2 separate regions of the Homo sapiens genome follow, and region 2 is linked to region 1. The links are chromatin loops, found by intact Hi-C in ENCODE. Cell type or tissue: PC-3. All regions are shown on one strand. Links, peaks and the distances in the headings refer to the core of each region. The heading gives the core; the rest is flanking DNA.

Region 1 (16,968 bases), core at 5,354-13,353:
CACGGGAGCAAGTACTGAGGGTAAACTACCATGTACTTAATTACGAAGCCAAACAAGTGTATGGTGAGGAAATGTTTCTGAACTCCCTCCCCAAGGTCACTCAGACTAATGTCCTCAACCCAGGGTAGAAATGAGGTCTTTTACAGTTTGAGAACTGTGCTATATAAATACTACTGTGACATTTAAGAGCTAATTACAGATAGATCTTGGAGGCAGACAACTTCTTGGCCGCAGCATGGATAAAGTCAGAAATAAACCTCCAAACGGCTGGGCGCGGTGGCTCACACCTGTAATCCCAGCACTTTGGGAGGCTGAGGTGGGCAGATCATGAGGTCAGGAGATCAAGACTATCCTGGCTAACATGGTGAAACCCCGTCCCTACTAAAAATACAAAAAATTAGCCAGGCGTGGTGGTGGACGCCTGTAGTTCCAGCTACTTGGGAGGCTGAGGCAGGAGAATGGCGTGAACCTGGGAGGCAGAGCTTGCAGTGAGCCGAGATCGCACCGCTGCACTCCAGCCTGGGCGACGGAGCGAGACTGCGTCTCAAAAAAAAAAAGAAATAAACCTCCAAATGACTTGAAAGAAACATTTTTCAGCACTTCCCAAATACTACCAAACATATTCTTTGGTTTTCACTGATTTGCTATCCTTTTTGTACCTCAATTCGTAATTTTTTTAAAAACATGAGTTCAAACGAAAGCAATATTAAGATCCTAAGGCTGTGATTAAGAGTTCACTGTTTGTTTCCTACAATCCAGTTTGTTCTGTCCTGGACATATAAGAACATGACTTCAATTTTTAACTGGGCTCAAATAATTACAGTATCTGATGGATGTTCAGAATTCACATCATGAATTTTTAAACGATAAAAATGTTGTTAATTAAAGCATAATAAAAACCTCCTAATGTGGGCTACAGGAAGGGAAACGTGGGCAGTCTGGGTCTGCCTTCAATGCACTCACCTCTAGTTTTTTCTCCTTCTCCGACAAAACATCTTTCTGATTCTGGGTATACTCCACCAACATCCGAGCCAGCTGGCGACGGTCCTCCAGTTCTGCTGCCAGGCGCCCGTTATATTCTGCTAGTAACAGACATGCTTCATCTACTGTTTTTGAAAGACGTTCAGCTGCCTCTTTGTCTAAGTACAAATGAGACCAAAAAATAGAGAAAATATACAAATCACACAGGTATGACTACAAACATTTCTGGGGGAGGTTAACGGTTTCTCTCCCAATATACAGAGTCTGAGAATAAGCCAGCACCTGTGGACAAACAATGAGTTGATTAAGCAAGAAATCCAAAGGCATTCACTCTGTCAACAAGACAGGACACTACTCAATTACCTGAAGTGAGGAAGCTGTACATGGGGGGAATCTGGCAAAGGCTTTCTAAATGCCTGTTCCTGCAAAAGCTCTCCTGACAAAACAAGCATAAAGAGATATTGAAGATCACCTGTGAAAAAATCGTTCCTTGTCTCTGAGAATTGCAAGTGCTTTCATTTATATTACGGTTGGCCCCTATATCTGTGGGTTCTGTATCTGTGGATTCAACCAACCATGAATGGAAAATACTCAGACCAAAAAACCCCACAAACCAATAAAAATAACAATTAAAAACCCAATTTTAAAAATACAGAATAACAACTATTTACATAGCATTTACATTGCATTAGCTATGATAAGTAATCTAGAGAGTATTTAAAGTATATGGGAAGATGTTTGTTGGTTATAGACAAATCCGACACCATTTAAGGGCCTTGAGCAACCTTGGATTTTGGTATCCTCAGAAGGTCTTGGAACCAAACCCCCATGGATATGGAGGGACCACTATATTTCATTAAGTAGTCTTTTTACTTTCCACTGGAATAAAAAATAGCATGCACTTATTTATTGGGTGTGGGAACTAAGACCCCCTCCCCGCCAGAAAAAAAACTACATGACAGGTTTCTATATGCAGTGAGCTGAGATGCTGGGGCTCGAAGCCAGATCTCTAAAATGATCTATAGCACTCTATCTCTTAAACTATGTAAGCCTTGGACGTGGGGATGAACTTCTTCCTACATTTGACAAAATGTAAAGTCTGATAAGAAAGAGGTTTTTAAATGTTTCTGAACATGACCCACAGCAGAAATACACTTATGTAAATACACAGAAAAATGAAAGCAGCGTTTCATAAAATACCCATTCTTACTATGTGTGCTCTATCTTCTATTTTATCTCTTTTTTTTTTTTTTGAGATGGTGTCTTGCTCTGTGACCCAGGCTGGAGTGCAGTGGCATGATCTCGGCTCACTGCAAGCTCCGCCTCCCAGGTTCATGCCATTCTCCTGCCTCAGCCTCCCGAGTAGCTGGGAGTACAGGCCCCCGCCACCACGCCCGTCTAATTTTTTTGTATTTTTAGTAGAGACGAGGTTTCACTGTGTTAGCCAGGATGGCTTTATTCCATTTTTCAAAAACTGTTGGTCATTAGCTACCAGACTGATTTCATATCCAATTAATGGGTTGTAACTCATGCTTTGGGGGTGGAAAAACATTAAGAAAGGGTATTTTTGGGAAGAAGTGATGAACAAAGGCTCATAATTAAGAAATGAGAAGAAAAAGCAGGATCTGTATTTACAAAGAACTGATATAATTAATTATGTGTGGGTGGTGGTGAGATTCGAATTTTAAATATGTATAACTCATTTTTAAAAGACCTGAATGAATCAAAAGAGTAGGTTGGTGCTTTGAAACAAAGGGCACCAGAGACTCCGGCAGTACCGTGGGACAGTTCCATGACATTCCCTATGGATACAGGCTGTCAGAGGTGAGAGCTCGCATTCTCCTGGGGAACTAGGATTTAAGAATCCCCAACACAGTATCTCTGGCAAACAGCCATCTGGCTTTTCGATGCCTTCTTAATGTGAATATTGCAAGAGGAACTGCTGAAGGATTCCAGATTGGGTGTGATGCCAAAGATTAGGAACCTCTACCCTCCTCAGGGATGGGAAACAAAGAATGTCCTTGGTGAAGGGGAAGAAGTGAGCGGAATGGAACACAAAGGAAAGAGATCACCTCAGTCACAGAGGATAAAGGACCGCCAACTTCTCCTTCCTGCTCAGTGGCTCAGTCCATGAGCAAGCTCCTGGGGTGGTTAGGTTGGTTTTAGTTTTGTTATTGCTTGACTGATCGTTTTTAAAAAATGGTTAATTCACTAAGATGTTTAGGTGCCTGTGGCAAAAAATGGCAAATACTAATTTTTAAGATTAAAAAGAAAATCAATTTGCAGCCTCAAGAACTTTTACAAAGGAAATAATTCATTTACACAAATAATTACAACCCAGAAAAGTAACTTATAATAGTTTAGTGAGTTATACAAATACGCAGTGAAAATGCAGAAGCCAGATGCTCGCTTCGGGGGACCTACCCACGCTGTCCTCACGCTCCCTGCTCTCCTTCACCCATCAGAGGAGTGGCAAGTGCCTCTTTCGGCCAGTCCTCCAAGCGGCATGCGCATCCCATTCCCTCGTTTCCTCAAAGACTAAACTTCTGCAGCCGTCCCATGTCTTCTCTACCTCAGCAAATTCTCTCTCTCCCTCCTAAGAAAACCACTAGCACACAAACCTGCTGCCATGTATTCCACCTACATACCACTCTCCCACTACTGACCTGCTTCCCTGCTCCCCCTTGCAGCTAAACTCTTTTCAGAGAAGTGTAGCCACCTGCTCTCCTCCTGAGCCCACCCCAATCGGGCTTTATGCCCACCAATCCTCTGCTCAAAACCTTCCAATTAGTTTAACAAATTTGAGTTCTTATAACTAGGCTCTTAGAAACAGCAGAGAATAAAAAGGACAAAAACTCTCTGCCCTCAAGTTTATATTATCAGGTAGGAAGAGAATCAATATACAATAAATATTATGCTTACTTATCAGCTGAAGAGAACTACAGAGAAAAACAAGGCAGAGGAGAAAAAGTGGGGCACTGGAAGGTGGGGGGGATCAACATTTTCAAAAAGGTGGTCAGGGTGAGCTTCGCTAAGGTGATACGTAAACAAAGGCCTAAGAAAATGAGAACCAGCTATGTAACTATCTGGGAGGAACGTTTCAGGCAGAGGGGACAGCAAGTACAAAGGCGCTAGGAGGAAAGAGTGACTGGCAAGGAGCCCATATGACTTGAGCAGTGAGTGAGGGGAAAATAGTAAAAGTCTTGCGGTAACAGAGGCCAGTGAAAGACTCTGCTTTAAAGCCAGGCAGGGGGCTCACATCTGTAATCCCAGTGTTTTGGGAGGCCAGGATGGGAGGATTGCTTGAGTCCAGGAGTTTGAGGTTACAATGAGCTAAGATCATGCCACTGACTCCAGCCTGGGTGACAGAATGAGACTGTATCTCAAAAAAAAAAAAAAAGGGGGGGGGGCTCTGGCTTTTAATTTGGTGATGGGGGGAGTCGTGGGGGTGTTATGTGGAGCGGGAGACATGATCTGCCTTCTACTAAGAGGATCACTCTGGTTACTATGTTGAGACTAGAATGATGGCTGAGCAAGAGGAACAAACGAAGTAGCTAGACCAGCTGGGAGGCTACTGCAATAAATCAACTGAACATGGTAGAGACCTGTACCAGGTGGCAGTGGTAGAGGCGGTGACAGGATATCAGATGCTGGTTTTGGTCCCAATCAACAGGAATGATGAGGGCCATTTACTGAGATGGAGAAGACCATGAGTGAAACAAGTTTTAGAGGAAAGGTCAGAAGTTCAGTGTGGGGCAGAGTAAGCTTGAAATGCCTATCAAGATATCCAACTAATAAAACTGAGTAGGAGGTTGGATATATGGGTCTCAAGTTCAAGGTGGAAGGGTCAACACTAGAGATGTAAATTAGGAAATCATTCGCAGAAAAACTCTTATTTATAGTCATGAAATTGGGTGAGAATGGCTGCCAGTGAAACCAGCTAAAGAAGGGGGCTAATATGAAGAGGTCAAGGAGGAGTGAAGAAACCAGCAAGGAGGCTGAAAAGACACAGAAAGAGAGGAGGAAAGCTAGAATAATGCAGGGTCCTAGTTCCCACTGCTACTGTAGCAAATTACCACAAATTTAGTGGCTTGGAATATCACCAATTAATTATCTTATGCCTTATCACAGTTGCTTCCTCCATCTTCAAAGCACATCGCTCCAACCTCTGCTTCCACGGTAATACCTCCTTCTCATTCCCCCTCTCCCACCTTCCTCTTACAAGGACCCTGTGATTACACTGGGCCCTCTTAAATAATCCAGGGTAATCTCCTCATCTCAAGATATTTAATCACACCTGCCAAGTCCCTTGGCCATATAAGATTACATATACACAGGTTCTGTGGATTAAAACATGGGTGTTTGCGGGGTGGGGGGTCAGGAGGCATTATTCCAACTACTACACCAAGTGAAGAAAGTATTTTCAGGAAGAAGAAATAATCTACTGGGCCAAATACTACTGGGGTGAAGTTAAGATGGGGGCAGAGAATCCACCATTGAGTTCAGCAACAAGGAAGTCATCAGCAACTGGGAGGACGGGAAGTAGAGAGACAGCACAGGCAATCCATTCAGGTGGTTTGGCTAAAAAGAACAGAGAAATGAGGCAGTAGCTAGAGGAAGATATGAGGTCAAGAAAAAAATCTTCCCAAGTGGGGGAAAAATTCATGTTTTTATGCTATTGAGAATGATCCAGTAAAGAGTAAAAAATGGAGAATGCAGGAGAAAGAGGGAGCATTGTTGGAGCAATGGCCTTGGCTAGATGAGAAGGAGCAGATCTAATACACAGAGAGGCGGGTTTAGAAAATAGCATGTCCATGTAGAGAAATAGGAGGAAAAGTCAACTCAGACATGTTAGTTTTTCCCAGCCACATTCCACTACACAGGTTCGGGAAAGGAACAGACAAAAAGCTAAATTTAAGAATGGTGGTTGCCAGGTGATATGGGAAGTGAAAAATGATGAGTTATTGTTTAACGGGTATAGAGTTTCAGTTTGGCAAGACGAAAAGAACTCTGGAAACTGGTTGTATAACAACATGAGAATACTTAGCACAACTAAATTGTACACCTTTGTGTTTTATGTAGCTTACCATTTTATATGTATTTTACCACAATTAAAAATCAAAATTAAAAAAGTATTTTAAAAGGAAGCTACATGAGACCTTTAGGTCAGTGAAACAGAGAAACAAAATTACATACATGGCTAGCTTTACATTAACTTGCTTGCAATTTTTGCAGATTATGATTTTGACAGTAAGAATAAATGAAGTGGTCCTTTTAGTAGTAAGTATTTTTAAAATGTGATTTAACCTGTTTAGGGATTTTGCCAGGAGACTACACTGAAGGGAGAAAGAGAAGAAAATGGGTTGAAGGTGTGTGTGAGGAAGTGAAAAGAGAGACTCCAATCTGAATAAAGAAGAAAATGAGGACTCGAGGACTAGGAAGAGGTGGGGGAGGAATCAAGAGACTGCAGGTCCCAGTGGGGTGAATTCCTGGGGTGGGAAAGCAGAGTGAGGGGCTGAGATGCTTCTTGCGTGACTCACAAGGCCTCCGAGCTGTGTTCTCCAACCCAGTACGCCCACTGCCTGAGGTCTTTCCCTGTGCTGCTTCCACTGCCTGGTGGCCCTTCCTTCCCTTGGATATCCTCATGGCTTGCTTCCTAATTTTTCGGGTCTCTGCTCAAGGTCATCTCATCAGAAAGGCTTTCCCCAAACACCTTTAAAATACCATTAATACCGCCTGCAATCATTTTCCGCTCCCACTGCCCTGCTTTATTTTCCTTCTTGACACTTCACTTGAGGGGATATAGGTGGGCCTCAAATATTTGTTGAGGGAAATATTTCATCAGTGACCTTGATTTCCTTTAGATAGATATGGAAGAAGTTAGAGAAGCAGCCAAGTCAAGGGACTGGAGTGGGAAAATGGTGGCCTTTGGAAGACAATGGAATGAAAGGTCTGAGCTTTTGTAAGGGGAGGAACATAGGCTTTGCAGCCTAGATTAGAATCCCAAGATCCACTACTTGTGTGACCTTGGACAAGACACCTATCTTCTCAAAGCCTCAATGTCCTCCTATGCAATATGGAGACACACATTTAGTCACCTCCAAAGACTATCACAAAGAACAGAAGTACCGGTGCAAAGCCTACTGTCAATATTAGTTCATGCTTCATTCCTTCCTTTCAATTTCCCATAAGGAAAGCAGGAATCGTGTCAACTGCCCCTCCCTGTTTAACTAGGGAGGTCACGACTAGGGCAAAATGACATGTCTAACAGACACCTGAAATTCCTGGCACTGAACGCACTATCATCTACGGGGCTTGTCAGAGAGCAGGGCACAAATCACACAGCCCTGAATCATAATTTTTTTTCTTTTAGTAAGAGGGTTATGAGTCTAACAGACAGAATAATACCTAATCTCCCCCACCCACCCCACACGCACACAATTTGTACTATGTTTTTAACAGACCTTATTTAGAGAGCCACAGGTTGTGGCACACCAGCATTTCTGCAATAATTCCTAGAATCACTATTCAAGCTTTGACTATTTCAAAAGTTTCTTTGTTCACCATGTGAGTTATGTTTGCAAATCCCAAGATGGTAGAGCAACCAATACAACATGGAAAGTAGTCTATACCTGCAGACGTTAAGTATGGCCTAGGGTTACTGCATTACAGTTATGTCCCTCTCTCCTCACCTTTCACCCAAACTCTACCTTCTCACCTGTTATTTTTTCCAATAGAGAAACATCTTGCACTTCCTGGGGCAGAGAAGCAATTTTCTGTCGGACAGTAGCATCCCCTGATGCGGCATTTTCCAGATCCTGCAAAGCTTTGATTAGTTCCTCAGTCTGTAAGATGAAAACACAAACAACACTACCCATTAAGACATGGGGTTTAAAGAAAATTAGTTGGAGTTAAATGAGGTGGAGGCAAATTCTAAAAACAGTCATTCCTGCCATTTCTTAAAAAAAACTGTTCTTAGCCCCAGAGCTTACATGTAAGTCAATGTCACGGACTCTAAGAAAATCCACAAAATTAGTTTATCTAAGTCCATGGCAGAACATGAATGAAATTCTGAATAATTATTATTATTTTTTAATTCTAAAAGAACATGTTTTTGGCAATTCAAAACAATGGAGTTTGGTTCATGTTGCTTAATTTCAAATGATGTATCATTTCCAGTATAGAATAAAGGTATAAATATCAGATGTTAACAACTGTGTGTTGTGGCCAGGTGTGGTGGCTCGCACCTGTAATCCTAGCACTTTGGGAAGCCAAGGCAGGAGGATCACTTGAGCCCAGGAGTTCGAGACCAGCCTGGACAATATAGCGACACCCTGTCTCTACAAAAAAATTAAAATAAAATAATAAGCCAAGCATGGTGGCATATGTCTATAGTCCCAGCTACTTGGGAGGCTGAGGTAGGAGTATCACTTGAGCCCCAGAGGTTGAGTTTGCAGTGAACTATGATCATGCTACTGCACGCCAGCCTGGGTAACAGAGCAAGATCCTGTCTCAAGAAGGAGAAGGAAAAAATTATATGTTGACTGATCAACCTACTTCAATTCTTTCTTGGGTTTTCTTGACAAAATGGATGTCACTCCCAAAATTAAATGTATCAAACTTATTATAAACCCAGGGGGAAAAAACAAGAAAAGTAAACCAGGGATACATTTTCTGTATATATCAAAAAGGAGTTTCTTAAATTGTCAGAAAACAATGCTAACAGGCCACTCCATAATCACCAAGGAGTAGCTAGCTCTGTAGATGGTAGTTAGATTACCCTGAAAGGTAATAATCTAGGCTGTAGTCTTTAAAGTGTTTAAATCCAAAGATATATGACCTAACACTGCTGTCATTTAATCCCTAGTCTAACTCAACACCGTAACATAACACAAACTAGACATGTTTCCTATTTACATAGGCTTTAAGCATGACCATGTGTAATAAAGCTGTTTTAGGCAAAATAAGATGAAGCCCCCCCCGCCCCCGCCTTGAAAAGAGCATGGGCTCTGAAGTCAGACACACCTGGATTTAAATTAAGACACTGGTCAAGTTACTTAAACTGTCACCTTGTGCCCAACTTCTTTCATTTAGATTTTGTAAGCTAACCTGTATAGCCAAATAACACAAACACATGGGTAAAGACTAACTCCTTGTTTCAATATTTAATAGGCTACAGTGCAGCAAATTTGCTATTGACACATAGACTGTCTTTAGATATTAATGAGTTACTTTATAAAACTACCATGCTACTGGAGACAGGCCATGGTAGACGACTTTTGAATATCTTTGTAATATTATCTATCCCTTTCTCCAAAATCTATTTTTAAAGAATATTCTTAATTTCTAGGATTGAAAAAACCAAGTCCAAGTACTTTATAAAACATAAGCCCATCCCAGAGTTATGGCACGCAAAGACATACTGACACCTGCCATCCGGCAAGCTCCTTTGGGCAGGATGATGCACGGGGCCCCTGAGAGGTGCCCTCTGATGATTCCATACCAGTGGTCACTGGCGCCACCTTGTGGCCATAGTCTTCAACTAGAGGTCACTTTAAGCCACTGTTCCCTACTCTCTGGGGGTCAAGACCTACCAAGAGGGGTCCTGCAGAAGGATCCTGAGGAGAGTAGCTGCCAGGGTAGTCGTCATCCTCCTCCTCCTGAATTTGCTGAAAAGTTCGTTTCAGAGATTTCTTCTCTTCTGTTGCTAGACAAAAGAGAAAGTAATAAATTTGAGTCACATATCCTGTAGTGATAAGTCACATGCTATGCACAATGGGCCACATGTAAAAACAGGGCAGAAGGGGCACACATTTTCAGAATGGCTTAATAGTAACCTTTATGCTAGTTATTTTAAATTGACTGTAGTTCCCTACATTACTGAAAAGAGTCAAACAGGTCTTTGTCCGTCATCTCAGATTGATTCTCTGGTAAAATACTACAGAAAACAGGCATCTAAAGCGAAAACTTACCCAACTATCACACTTGAGTAAGAAACTCATGGGACAATACAATGAAGCAAACCAACGTGTGCTAGGGTTTACAGAGAAGATATTGTGTATAAAATGAGATACGTTATGCTTTCCAGGGATCATTTCAGAAAACAGGAGAGAAAATTTTATCAATAAAATTGTGTCAAACACAAATATTCTTTACACTATTCCCCTAAAAATAAAATAAATCTAATTTTACCTTAAAATTAAAATAACCATTACTGAGACATGTGATTGATACTACTGAGAAAAATTACTTAAGTTACCATTTTAAATTTAACCACTTTTGAGGCTGACAGGTTACATTATTTATGATCTATCTGCACCGTATGTTTTTACATTGTTATGATAGATGTGTTAATTCCAAAATCATTCTTTTTGCATCAAATTAGACAATACAAAATAAATGCCAAACAATTGTGGGAAATAAATCTAAATGATAAATTCTAGTTTCGAAAGTAAAGAAATATTGGACACAGCCTGTGCCTGGCATTGCAATAGTTTCCTTTTAATCTTTCCAACAATTTTAAGATACAGCATCTCCAGCTGAAAGGTGAGAAAACAAAGGCCAGGGAGGTTAAATGACACACTTACGGTATGACTCCAAAACCTGTCCTCTTTCCACTGCACTCAAATTACTTAGCACCACACAGGTACCCTCTCATTTAGAAAAAAGGGGACACCAGGCACCTGCTGCAGATACATACACATTTTTTGCTTACACATTTTCTTCTGGAAACAAGTCACGTAGCTCCTGTTCTCTACATTATATACATCATATACTAACTGACCAAACTCACGTTTGAAGTGAAAGCCAGGTCAATATCATGAGTTTTATTTTTATTTTTTTTTTTTAGATGGAGTTTTTGCTCTCTTGCCCAGGCTGGAGTGCAGTGACACATTCTCAGCTCACTGCAACTTCCGCCTCCTGGGTTCCAGCAATTCTCCCACCTCAGCCTCCTGAGTAGCTGGGATTACAGGCATTTGCCCCCATGCCTGGCTAATTTTTGTATTTTTAGTAGAGTCAGGGTTTCATTCACCATGTTGGCCAGGCTGGTCTCGAACTCCTGGCCTCCAGTGACCCACCCGCCTTGGTCTCCCAAAGTCCTGGGATTACAGGTGTGAGCCATCACGCCTGGCCAAGTTTCACTTCTTCTTAATGATTCTGTCTATTACAAAAAAAGGAGACAGGAACATCTGCAATACAGGCCGTCCTCACTTTGCGCATACTATTATACACAGATTTGTTACCATGGCTTCGTTAAATGACACCAGTCCCTCAATAAAACAAGTTCAAACTTCAGTTACCATGGCATATTAACTCTTGAGTAGTTGCATAAAGTACAAATTTTGCTGCTAACTTCAGCCCCCAAATCATGATCAGGGACCAATCACATCATTCTTGAAGTCAATCAGTGATTGGTCACTGAACACCTGTTATGCAGGTCACACAAAGACAGCAAAGTGCTTCGCTGTGCTGTCTCCTTATCGCCCAGTGATAACACCCACGACATTTTATAAAAATGAACGATCAGAAGAGGGTATTGATCATAAAGACAAATGTGGAACAAAGAAACTGAAACAAAAGCTAATGCCGGAACTGAAATCCCAATGGCATATTAGTGGAGTTACAGAAGAAAGAGCACGCTGCAGGATGCTGCCACTGCCAGCATCAGAGGGAGCCTAGATCCATGGCCAGAGGAATGTGTAGAGGCCAACTTAGCAATGAAGAAAGTGGGAGTGATGAAAAGAATGACAACGTCCTAGAGGAAGAGACGCTAACAAAAAAAAAAAACTGCATGCTAAAGAAACTGAGAGGTATTTTACAATACTGAAAGCATAAAAGATAAAATGTTGGAAGCTGATCCAAACAAAATACAGTATGACAACTTGCAAAGCCACAGAAAAGATGTTTGCTCTGATATGTATCTAAATTATACCAGAAGAAGGCAACCCTTGTTCAAACTACTCTTGATAAGTTTGTTACAAAGAAAACACACTTTAATTCTCAATGTTTCTAATTTGTTGTTACAGCATATTAAATAACTATTAGTTTATTATCTCTTTTGTTTCCGTACACATTTGGAATCAACAATGAGTTTTTAATTCTTTGACAAAAAAAATTTTAAAAGTCACAGAACAATCATAATTTTCCCCACTGATTATAAAGATTGCTTTGCATGGGTTCAGCTTGCACAATCATGGTTATAGTCCTGCACTACTATGCAAAGCAAAGATTGCTATATTTTTAATATGAAAAATCTATTAGGATAAAATTTACATAAGAAACACCTAACAGTACTTTGTACATAGTAGCTGCCTAATTAATGTGTGCTATATGACCCATGCAGACACTTAGCCACTGTGGCATCAAAGTGGTCATGTGGAAGGAGTGGCCATTAGAAGGTAAGTACAAACTTCAAAATTTTTTATACTGTTCTGTTTGCTTTCAAGCACCTAGAAGAGCACTCAGTAAGTAACTATTAGATATGCTAAAGAAGGTAGAAAAAAATTACAAAACTTGAAATCCTTCCGTTTTCAAACTCTCACACAGAAATTATTATATATAAACATCAAACACTACCTCGACACTTAGAATTCCTGAATTTTGGCACTGGGAGGACTTAGACAGACCCATGCCTTTGTTTCCCCCAACTCAAATTTTCATGAAAATATCTAAGTCCACAGGTTGCAGTCTGCCCAAAGTCAGAGAGTTTGTTAGTGTAAATCTGGGTGCTACAGATCAAAGCCTCATTATCTGGAGTTATCTTTACCACTTCACACTGTTGCTCACGAACAGCATTACAAGACTTAAAATAAGAAATCATTTTAGGACAACTTATGTCCTTTGCCATCCTGCTGGCAGAGGGCACAATAGGTGTTAACCATTACCCTATTTTTCCAGTTTCCTCCTATTTCCATTTGGAGGACCTACTGGTGCTACAAACATAAGATTTCTGGACATGAATTACTAATCATTTCCCCCACAGGGCTCCTCATTCCCTGAGCTACCTATTTCCATTACGAACACTTTCACTGACCTGTCTTCCAGGTACAAGGCCTTGGAAACCATTAGAATCTATCCCAAGGTCCCAGTTTCTAGCAGATTCCATACCTCAGACTGATGCCTTACATACTCCCTCCCTTTGCTCCTTCACCTACACAGCCTCTTATCAGCAATCTGCCCTTTGTCACAGCTGGTTGAGACCACTGTCTCCCCGCCTCTAGTTGCTCCTTTCCCAAGTTAGACTATACAGTTGTCCCTCAGTATCCATGGGGGATTGGTTCCAGGACCGCTACGGATATCAAAATCTAGGGATACTCAAGATCCCTTACAAAATGGCATGGTATTTATATATAACTTACGCACACATCCTTCCGTATACTTTGTGTCTAGATTATAGTACCTAATACAATGTACACATGATATGTAAATAATTGTCACACCATTTCATTTTTAAAATATGTATTATTTTTACCCAAAATATATTCAATATGTAGCTGGTTGCATCCACAGATGTGGAACCTGTAAATATGGAAGACTGTATTCTGTTATTAAATTAATCTTCCTAAAGCGGAGTGCTCACTCCATCATGTCCCTATTCATAAACCTTAAGGGGCTTCTAATGATTTTACAGATTCCTCCTAAGTTCAAAGCCTAATGATGACAAATGGCCTCCAACTCCCACGGCACTCGGGCCTCTCTTAAAGCACCTGGCCTTGCTACTCTGGCCACTGGCAAGCGTTCTTCTCCGACAGGAGCACTTTGTGTCTTATTCCTCTACATCCCTGCAGTACCTAGGAAAGGGGTGACAGGTCGGAGTTTGAAACCGCTTGAAGGGAGGAGTCACAGAGCTTGGAAAATGCTAGTGCTAGGCCAGAAATGACTATCACTGCTACGAAGTCAGCAGTTATAGTGCCTGGTATTGTCAGTCTAGTCAGACAGCCATTAAAAATAACTTAGGATTTCCAGGTTTCCTTTTCAAAAGCTATACATTTTTTTAAAAATTAAAATTATTTTAAAAACTAGAATATGTGTCAGTTCCATTTCTACATCTGAATTTAAGGTAAGCCTTCCACTATCAATTCAGCTTCTACCACGGTATATATTTACTCTCCCTTTTTCACTCACTCAACCACTCTGTTTACAGGCAGGACAAACTGTGGGGGTAGCCAAAGTCCTTCTGTCCTCATACTGGGCACCTTCTATTCTATCCTCCAACTTGTCCCTGTGTCTCCAGCAGGCCTTGTACTCAGCTAACCTTAAGTAATCCTCGTTACCTAAGGGTTTATGGTATGCCTCTTACAACCTGATTGTGGGAGAATTTCAGACACAATGGCAGACTGTGAAACTAATCTTAAGGCAAAAAGCTGGCCTGCAGGTTCCCAAATCACATTATAATATGCAGCCATCTACCGTAAAGCTGGATCTTCTAGAGGATCCACTTGAAATTTTCTGTGATTTAAAAAAAAAAAAAAAAAAAAAAAAAAAACACCGCGTTTGGTCCGAGTGCAGCAGTGTTTACAACTAATTGATCGCAATCAGTTACAGGTTTTTTTGTTCCTTCTCTACTCCCACTGCTTCAATTGACTAGTTAACAACAACAAAAAAAACCACACCTATAGACTTTATATTACTTTTATAATGAGAAAAGGATCAGGAAATATTGTTTGCAACAGCTCCCTCATTCTTTGCTCCATCCCTGCATAATAAAGGACATTTTAATAAGGCACATTAAACTTTACTTGTGGAGAGAAAAGAACCTACAACAGATAAAGGTCTAACATTTGAGGCACAGTTCTACAAGCTGTCTACCCTTATCATCTCACTGAACTGAGTAGCCAAATCCAGGCATAAACCCAGGGAAGTTGTGCCTAGAACTCATACTCTTAGCTACCATGTTCTCCAGCCTCGCACAAAAACTGGGGGACTGAAAATATTAAAAACCTCTTCTTACTTTTGCGACCAGTTCATATATAGAAACTCAGCACATTAGATACTAGAACTGGCAGGGGCAAACAAAACTCGTATCATTGCCCCACTGATAATATCTTACCTGCATTATCTCAAGTAATCCTCATCACTATCCTAGAAGGTATTACCATTAATAGCCATATTGTACAGTGAGGATCTGAGCTTCAGAAGGATCAAATGCCATGGCCAAGGTCACAGAGCTTTAGAAATGACAGCTAGGGGCCGGGTGTGGTGGCTCATGCCTGTAATCCTGCCATTTTGGGAGGCCGAGGTGGGCGGATCACCTGAGGTTGGGAGTTCGGGACCAGCCTGACCAACATGGAGAAACCCCATCTCTACTAAAAATACAAAATTAGCCAGGCGTGGTGGCACATGCCTGTAATCCCAGCTACTTGGAAGGCTGAGGCAGGAGAATCACTTGAACCTGGGAGGCAGAGGTTGCGGTGAGCCGAGGTCCCGCCATTGCACTCCAGCCTGGGCGACAGAGCAAGACTTCATCTCAAAAAAGAAATGACAGCTAGGATTCATACTGTGGAAGCCTGAATAGCTAAACTATATTAAGATCCAGGAAAGCTGGGTAACCTACTCACAAATTCCTACCAAAATTCCTACCAATATTGAAACCGTGTGCTTTCAGGAAATACGACAGTGTGAAGAATATCAGCTTTAAAGTCGTATAGACCTGGGAATTCGCCACTTACCAATTATCTCTCTCTGAACAAAATTACTATACCTTTTTGAGCCAGTATCCTCATCTAAAGTATGAAAATAATACCAAATTCACAGAGTAGTTGTAAGGATCTAAAACAAATTAATATGAAAAGCAGCCAGCAGAGGCTGGTACATAACGGATGCTCAATAAATGCTAGTCCCTTTGTATCTACCCTCTCTCTCTAAATCCTTCTACAACCGTATACTACATGAGTCACATGTGGCTCAAATAAAAAAGTTCCATTCAGTCAAGCAACACCTTGAGTATTCTCAAGAGTAGAGAACTTTTCTCCTTTTCTTACTTTTTAAATTTTGTTTTTAAGTGACAAATAATAATTGTATATATTTATAGGGTACAGTGTGATGTTTTGAGAGACACCTTTAGAACACCTTGAGAGACAGGTTTATAAACTTAATACCCAGTTCTAAAACAGAATTCCTAAGCTCATGCATTCTCTAATGTTGTAAGAACTGTCAAAGTTCCATAGAAAAATTTTTATTTCAGAGGTAAACTCCATGAAGTTGCCTGAAGACAAAGAATTACCCATGAATCAAAGCTGGAATATAAAAGGACTACTCAAATTTGGAAATAAACTTCTCGAGAACTCATCAACATTTGAAAGGACTGTGGTAAAATATTCTGATAACTCAGGTCCAGAGAGTGAAGACAGAGTGAGTCAGCTGGGACTAACACACATGTTGAAATCTTTTGATGTGTGTTTTCATCTTTATAGAATAGAGAAAGAGAAATTATCTTTAGATTAGCATTATCCTCTACCTAGAGGAAACTGCCTCTATTATTGTTAATGTCTGTCTAGACTTTCAAAAAAAAATCAGAAACCCACTGAAGCTATTCCCAATACTATCACTGCCACAAATTCCACACATTCCCAGAGTGCAAACCTATTCCTCACTCTTTTCTCCCTCTTTCCTATAGCATCTAGCATATCTGTTTATTCAAAGTATGTGTCCAGCAAATGTACATTAAATTGAAATTCAACATTAGCTTCAAACATCCTCTTTCAAGGCTCTCCTACTTGCCCAAAGGTGTTCTTAAAAACCAGCACTGTTTACCAATGAACTCTAAGGCAGAGTAAAGAATGCTGAGTAATTCCCCAAAGCTGTACTGAAGACCTCCAAAGGACACAATAAAAACACCAGAATCCAAAGCAGGAAACATCTTGCTTTTCAGAAGCTACCAATCACCTGAGTGATCCTAAAATTATCTTCTAGCAACACCAAGTAAAACAACAATGACCTGCAGTCTGAAAGCACTTATGTCATTCACAGAAAGCCTCTAACCTTTGG
Region 2 (8,000 bases), core at 1-8,000, 64 kb after region 1:
TGAAATAACAGCAAGCATAGAAAAATGAAAAAAAATAAAGATGTGTACACAATAACTGAGGCTGCTTTCCCCATGCGCAGACACGATGATGACACTGAGGTCTATAGAAGCTGTGCCATTCAGCTGAGGGACCTAAAATGAGAGCCTTGTTCTCTGCAAAATGAGCAAACACTGTGCTGGTTATGCCTTGCTTACCAATTTTTAAAGAAATTCCTATTATCCTGTATACTCAGTCTTGTGCAGCAGGGCAAAACATTTCAATATGTTCTGCTAGAGAAAGTTTAAAACAAGACATGCAAAGAAACTATCTGTTCTGAAAGATAGAATGAGGGTGATGTGCATAAGAGATTGTGCAGCTGAACAGAAGGAACACCGAGTCGGCTGCAACTTCAGGGACCCTGCCTTGGTTCAGCCCAGGGACCTCGGCCCAGTCACTAACCTCCTGATGCCTGCATGTGGCAGCAGCTGGACCATAGTATTTGTGTTTGCTCAGCTAGCTAGAGTTTAAAGCATACATATTTTCTCAAGGGATGTTAGGAAGATTCAAGAAATGATCTATGTGAACTGCTTTAAGCTCTTCTCTTTTTTTTTTTTTTAACAAAAATGGGAGGGAAATCAAGATATTAATCATATTATTCATCCAACCCAAGATTCCTTTGAATTATTCCCCATGTAATCTGTATTTATGGGTAGAAGCAGCCATGCCTTGGGAGCAGAGACCTCCAAATTCATAACTGTCAGAATCACAAACCATGGGCAAGGAATTAACAGCAGTAATTCTATTTTTTTTTTCCCCCAAGCAGAGACCTAGATGAAATCGAATTACCAAGCATTCTTTAGCTCTCTTGCTGCCTTGGCAATGTTCACTCACCAGGTTGGAGGCTGTTTCTGCAGGTTTTACGTACCCTGGGAAGCAAGTGTGGTGACTTTCTTCGCAGCCGGTTCTGCAAAGATGTCCTGCCAAAGCTGGCTGGCTCCCTAGTCACCCAGGCCCCCATCAGTGCCAGGGCTGGACCAGTTTACTCGCACACGCTGGCCTTCAAGTTGCAGCTGGCTGTCTTACAGGGCCTGGGCCCCCTCTGTGAGAGACTGGACCTAGGTGGGTACCAGGCAGTTCCACCTGAACACACACACTTAGCATCTGTCTCACCCCTGCCATCATGCCCTCTGCTCAGTCGTGCCCCCCTCCCCTCCCCTCTGTGTACCTCCTTCCGTCTTATTTTGGCCTCATTTGTCCATTTATCTTGATGTGTTCTTTGGCGGGATGGAGTAGAGAGCCCAGAGCATCTTGCCTAGCTGTTGCAGTTTCTCCAGACACAGTTGGTCACTGCTTGTCCCAAATGAAGTGTAAGGGCTGATGCTTGTTTTGTTTTTCTTTTCTGCAGGTGAGGGTGACCTGAATAAAGTGGCTGATGCCTGCTTGATTTACCTCAGTGTCAAACAGCCCGTGAAATTACAAGAGGCTGCCAGGAGGTACGTCTGCCTGATCACCCGCATCCCTTTACGTTTGTTCTAAATTACAGATGATTTGCTAATGGCAAGCAGAGTTGAGGCATCTCTGCTCTTTTCTCTGTCACCCTGCCAGGTTAAGATAATTCTTTAACTGTGCCAGCACTAGAGATGGTATTTTTACTAGATGTGTTTCTCTTTGCCAGTAACCTTTTCCTCTGCTGCAAAGTCAGCAACAATTCCAGAGGGTCAAGAAGCAGAAAGACGGTGTGCTAGAGAGGACTCAGCACCCTCCTGGTTGGAGGGGAATCTGCTTCTAGGCCTGGAGACCAGGTGCCTGGCACTTCTTCATGCCTTGGCTTCTTCAACAGCAAAGTGAAAGTGCTGGGTTCCTGATATGGCATATGTCGACTCCACGGCAGGTCTTAGATGGGCATCGGTGCCATGAACCCTCACAAGTGCAAAGCAAAATTGTTTGTGTGCAGGCAGGTGCACATGTGCCTTTTTCTAATAGGAACCATTCATAGGTTCTAATAGGAATCTGTGACCCGAAGAACCTTAAGAGTTGCCAGACTAATGGCTTAAAGGGCCTTTTCTGATTCTGAAACTAGATGATTCCAATTTCTAAGAGTTTGACCATGCTTATTTGAGAAAAGCTGTATCACCTCTAGGAGAAGAAGCTGTTGCTGGTTACTTTAGGACTAAGAGCTAAAACTCAGCACAACAGCATTCCCCAGACATGAGACCCCAAATCTACTCTGCCCCTCTTCTCCAAGCTTTCCTTCCAGGTGGGAGCAGCCTGCATCCTGGAACTGCCATCCCAGGGTAGGTCTGCTGCTGGGGCGAAAGCTGGGCCTGGCACTCTGTGCCGCTCTGAGCCCTGCAGCTCCTTCAGCCTCACCAGCTTCACGCCTGCAGCGGAATCCCTGCATCTTCCTAGCTTCTAGAGGCACATCTCTGATCCTCTTCAGTGGGGTGGGAGTTAGGAGTCAACTCATTCCCTGAGGAGTGGAAAGGCTGCTCTGACTGTGCAGTGAGGAGAGCCAGCTTGCTCCTTAGAAACCTTGCACTCCCTGGGAGTGATGGTAATATCTTCTTGAATTGATTTATTGTCCTTTGCTGTTTTTTGCTCTTGATTTCCCATTTCCTTTTTTCTTCCTGTCCCTTTCCCGTCACATCCCTTAGTCCCAGAATCAGTCATAGTTTCATGAGCACAGGGGCGCATCCTAAGCAGCTTCTGTCCCCAGGCATTTTTATTCCGTACAGAATCAATTTAGGGTGAAAATAGTCCTCCCTGGGCGGTGCCCCTGGAGCTGATTGTGCTGTGACTTAAAGTGCAACTCAAGAACATAATGAGTTTATCTTGAAGTAAATCCTTTTAGATGCCTATTACAACCAAGAGTTAAAGGTCTGATTTTCACATTCCCCATCCATTCTATTTTTCCTACACCCACTCCATCCCATCCTTCAAGTTTAGAACCATCAAATAAGCTAATATTCTCAATTCATTATCTTTTCATTTCTAGTTCTCTTTTTTGCTGCTGAAAGCAATTAAACCCGGAATTGGACCTTGCTGAATCTTGAGCTGGTGTTCAGGGAGCCTCAGGTGGAGGAACACGCAGCCCCACCACTTGACCGCAGCTCCCTTTGTTTGCTCCAGCACATTCCGTTCAAGTGTTGAGTCAGATGGCCTCCCTCCTGATGGGCAGGGAGGGGGAGGAAGAGCTAGGTGGATTGCTTCACACATGTCACTTGCAAACTTATCTTGAAGTTGGGAAAAAAAATCAGTCTTGATCCTTGATCAAGAGCTGATTTGGCATCTTGATGCTGAAATTAATAAGCTCTCTAAGTGGGAGAAGAAGCCTGAGACAATAGGAAACCTGGTCTCTCTGTGAGCCTCATTACCGCATGGAGAGAGGGGTGGGTGGGTGGGCCACTTAGTATGGAAAAGTCATACCTGGCAGCTGGGTGCGGTGGGTGGCTTACGCCTGTTATCCCAGCGCTTTGGGAGTCTGAGGCAGGCAGATCACGAGGTCAGGAGTTCAAGACCAGCCTGGCCAACATGATGAAACCCTGTCTCTACTAAAAATACAAAAAGTTAGCTGGGCATGGTGGCAGGAACCTGTAATTCCAGCTAATTGGGAAGCTGAGGCAGGAGCATCACTTGAACCTGGGAGGCGGATGTTGCAGTGAGCCAAGACCGCACCACTGTACTCCAGCCTAGGTGACAGAGTGCAGTCTGTCATACCTACTAGTACTGAGGAACCAAGTCCCCTGCATGAGATGGAGTCCCATCTCAGCACATGGCCCTGCCATCCATCCTGTTGTTTGTTCTTAATTCTTCTCTTTCCTTCACACCCTACATCCATGACCAAAAGTAAAGCCCGCCTACCTCACTTGGAAAATTGCTCTCAAAACGACACCTCCAAACCACTAGGCCAGGCCAGGCCACCATCATCTCCCACCAGAACAACAGACCTCACCACTGGTCCCACTTCCAGTCCTGCCCCTCTAGGTATTCTCCATACTGCAGTCAGAGTGACACACTTACACACACTTACCCTCATGGGAGAAGAGAAAGCTGTGTTCGTTGCAAGGGCCCAAGTGGGAACCTTGGCTTAGTATTCAGAAAAGCCAGAGGTAGTGAGTTTCCGACCCTAGGCAGATGACCAGCTTGCTTTGGAAGTGGCTCTCCTGTCTGCCAGAGGGCTGGTGAGGGAAGCTCTCAGGGCAGGAGGCTGCTCCCAGGCCTCCTGTCTTCTGGAAGGAGAGGGATGTGCACCAGCCCTGTAGAACAGCCATGTCTGTGGGCCCCTCTGGCAGGTGGGCTTAGGACCTCCAAGGGGCGCCTTCATCGAGTTGGGGTGGAGGCAGACTTAGCAGCCCCATGAGAGTTCATCTTTATGTGCATCATGCTTGGGTTTTTCCTTGCTCCCATTTGCTTTTCCTGGCTCCAAAGAATGACCAAACCAGTGTTTGCTTTTTTAATTTGCCATATTAAATATAGCCTTTGTGGCAGGCTTTTACATCCAGGCAGTAAACTCTAGAAATGGACATTGATCAGGGGGTGGTTGATGTAACCGAGGTTGTAAATGCTAAGAACGGAGATGCCATTCCAGTTTAATGCTTTTATCTAGCAAATGTGCCTTGTATGGAGGGGGCATAAATCTTCCAACTGGGGGAGGCATGGGGGAGGGGCAGGGGATGGTGGGGGCAGGATGTGACCTTGCTGTGTGTTACCACCAGGTGTCACTGTTAACTGGCAATGCAAAAAAAAAAAAAAAAAGCCAGCTCCCCCAAAGTCCCTCTAGTTAAGTAACTTCAATGGATAACAAATGTGCAAATCATATTTGTGGTGTGGGAGGAGGGCTTAGCATACCAGGAGCTAAAAATAAGACAGTGTCCCTGAGGGTAGGCGTTGGATTACAGACAACAGGTCAGATCAGCCACACCCCCATCTCAGCCAACTGCAGTGGCAAACTTTGCTGATTGAAATTCTCAGTCTCCAGGATGTCTCCCGGCATGCCCTGGGCCTTCACAGTTCTGTGCCTTTCTGTCCAGGTAGCTTTTGCCTCCTGTACGTGAAAGGAATTTGAAAAGAGAGCATACACCCCAAATTTCTGTTTGTCCTTCAAGTCCATACATGTACTTAGCCTAGTTGAACTCCATTAAAACCATACTCCTTGGGCCAATCTCTTAGCAGACTCTGAGACTCCCTGGCTTTTGCAGTGAGGTTTTATATCATCCAATGAGCCTTTTACCCTGGGCTAAAAGGAAACAAAACTAGACAATACTTTTCAAATTTTTGAAAAGATGAAGTCAGGCCGTGTGCTGTGGCTCACGCTTGTAATCCCAGCACTTTGGGAAGCTGAGGTGGGAGAATCACCTGGGCTCAGGAGCTCCAGGCCAGCCTGGGCAACATAGCGAAACCCTGTCTCTACTGAACATATAAAAATTAGCCAGGCGTGGTGGTGTGCACCTGTTGTCCCAGCTACTTGGGAAGCTGAGGCAGGAGGATCACCTGAGCCTTGGAAGGTTAAGGCCATAGTGAGCCGTGATCACACCACTGCACTCCAGCCTGGGCAACAGAGTGAGACCCTGTTTCAAAAAAAAAAGAAGAAGATGAAGTCAGTGCCCAACAAGTCTCATAATAGAAAAATAAAGCTTTTAGGATGCTTGGCCTCCACCCCCAGTCCTACTCCCACCTGCTAACCCCAGAGCCCAGATAGGGATGCAGGGTGCCAGCAGGTGGTGACCAGCTGGTGTACCTTCTGGCCACGCAAGTCCTGGATGCTGTTATTGCTGTAGCCCCTGATGGGGCGCTGGGGAGGTTGCCATTCCAGCTCCCTCTGCCTCGCCATTGTGTGTGAGAGAAAAAGTAGCAGTCTTGCTTTGGACAAACCGAGGTTCAGATCTTACTGGCCATGTGACCTTGAGCAAATGATTTAGCTTCATTTCATTTTCTTCCTCTGTAAACTGGGGGTGATGAAAACTCCATTCTCATAGGGTGCTTGTGGATGAATCACGTTAGTATGTCCAAGGAGTCTCCAGGTACTGTTCTAGGGACTGGAATTAGAGGGAACAAGATAGGGGCCTCTACCCTCTGCTTATGTTCTGAAGGTATATTTACATCTGTGTACACACCTATGTGGGGTACATGTATGTAAATTTCCCAAATATGTTATACATGATGTGTATGTTACTCATACACATAGACACTGGCCACAGAATTTCTAGTTGTAAGCCTGCTTCATCCTTACTAAAATCTGAACTGGGGATTTCACCTCAAAAGGATCTTTTTCATGTTAATTGTGCCACCACTGTTTGCAGAAGTCAGGACCGGGTTTGAAGGTTCATTTACAGACTGACTTCCCTGCTCTCTTTCTAGCAGTAGGATCCCATCCCATCAAAGAACCAGCTGGTGCCTTCAAACCCTGGACGAACACAGACCGGCACAGGCTCATTCATTTCATCCCTGTCAGAGCCCCAACTCCTCTCTTTACCCACACATGAGCCTATTATATTTGAACGGATGAGGAGCCACAGAGGTGATCCATTAGTTCAGCTGAGCTTGAAATTAGTAGCTCATCCCCTTAAATGGTGTGGGCAGTTTGGCTGAGCTTGGACTGCAAAGCTGTTCCCCCTTGGATTGCACCCAGCATGGAAATGAGGACACACCTAATATTTTTTCCTTTTGACACTTGATTAATAGTTGACAAATCCAAACCCAAGTAGTTAGCTTTCCTATTATCCATCTTTTGACAGGCATTGCTGGTTTTCTTTTTGAGTCCCATTGTTCTAAAAATACACTCAGATCTGGAGCTGTTCACTGTGCATATATAGGCCTGATTTCATGGTGTCAAAGATAAGAGACATCTGGCAGGCAGATTACAAACAAAGTGGGTTGCTGGGTTTCAGAACTGAAGGCAGGGACCTCTGGGCTACTTAAATCTACTTAAATTCAGTGCTGCCAATTCTGTCCCTTCTTCCTTGGTGTTGTCATGTCACTGATAACCTGCCAGGGTCAACCATCTTACCACCCGGTAGGAAAGCCAAGCGTGGGGTGTGTGTGCACAGTGCATGCCGTGCCAGGTTGGGAGCAGAATGTTCTCGATGACAGATCGAGCCTGGTCGCAGCACCGCCTGCACAAAGTGGGTTTTGGTCATCAGAGGCTGTGGTCGACCACAGGGTAGTCATTTCCTCATTCTGCAGGCTCTGTCATCCCTCTCGAACACCTCAGAGGCGTGGAAGTAAATGTTGTCTCAGTACTGAGTAAATAAAGTAGCCAGGGAGATGATCTCTATTTGTCTTATTGTATAGATGTATTTTAAAAGATTTTTATTGGGTCTCTTATGATGAGCCAAGTGCTGTGTTGAGAGTTGAAGATTTTCAGAGATAACTACCAAGGCCTCACATTGTTGTTCAATAACAAGATAACCTTGGCAAATTAATTCACTTCTCAAAGTCTCTGTTTTCTCATCTATAAGACCGAAAAAAGCATGTATGTTATTTTGCTTATTTCACCTACTACAATGACGACAAGGATTCAGTAAAGTCAGGTAGCACAAAATACCACCACAGAGTAAAAGTCACTAAATAGTAGTTGTGAATCATTATTTAAATTTCTTCTTATTCCGAAAATGACTTGGAACATCTTATAAATTGTTTGCAACAAAGAAAAAAGGAAGGAAGTGAAGAAATTTTTTAAATGGAAAAATAACAGCAAAAACAAGATGAGACCGAGTTGAGGTTAATATAGACAATACAGTTAGAGCCCTGCACCCTTGCTAGAGAGGAGCTTTCAGAGTGGCTCTGTGCTTCCTGACAGACAGCAAAGAGGAAAATGGTACAGGAAGTACCTGAATAAGAGTTTTTAAAAAGAAAAGGAAAGAAAGCTTTTCAGAAAGAAGCATGGCTTTCCTTATTACTGACGCTTGAGGAAAATTTCTCTGTGGGTCATCTTAAAAGAACACTGGGTACTGTTGTGACTAATATCCTCAACGTCCTTGCAGTAAATACAGAAGGACATTTCCTAGAGCTGTTTCTGAAG

Evidence for each region. A loop is a pair of places that touch in the nucleus more often than their neighbours do. Peaks named below come from ENCODE experiments on the same cell type or tissue, not always from the same donor. Only the 100,000 strongest peaks of a DNase experiment are listed, where the experiment ranks them.
Region 2: a loop joins it to region 1, with 2.7 times the contacts of the local background. A loop is called at or near these places in 2 of 110 quality-filtered maps.

The regions. Positions count from the first base shown.
Region 1 is chr20:38,050,252-38,067,219 of GRCh38, reverse strand. It overlaps RPRD1B (regulation of nuclear pre-mRNA domain containing 1B), which reads right to left. Exons shown (of 7, transcript NM_021215.4): 4 at 9,576-9,688; 5 at 7,700-7,826; 6 at 964-1,139. Among named protein-coding and RNA genes, the nearest start is that of RPRD1B, 25 kb to the right of the region's middle. In PC-3, for the core only: a CTCF peak has its summit at 9,538 (motif pointing left); DNase peaks (open chromatin) are centred at 5,919, 7,219 and 9,479; H3K4me3 peaks cover 291 bases; H3K27ac peaks cover 3,157 bases.
Region 2 is chr20:37,989,848-37,997,847 of GRCh38, reverse strand. It overlaps TTI1 (TELO2 interacting protein 1), which reads left to right. Exons shown (of 8, transcript NM_001303457.2): 6 at 895-1,099; 7 at 1,386-1,473. Among named protein-coding and RNA genes, the nearest start is that of TTI1, 40 kb to the left of the region's middle. RefSeq lists an enhancer at 7,184-7,263. In PC-3, for the core only: CTCF peaks have their summits at 4,524 and 4,725 (motif pointing right); DNase peaks (open chromatin) are centred at 3,117, 4,807 and 7,137; H3K4me3 peaks cover 622 bases; H3K27ac peaks cover 4,643 bases.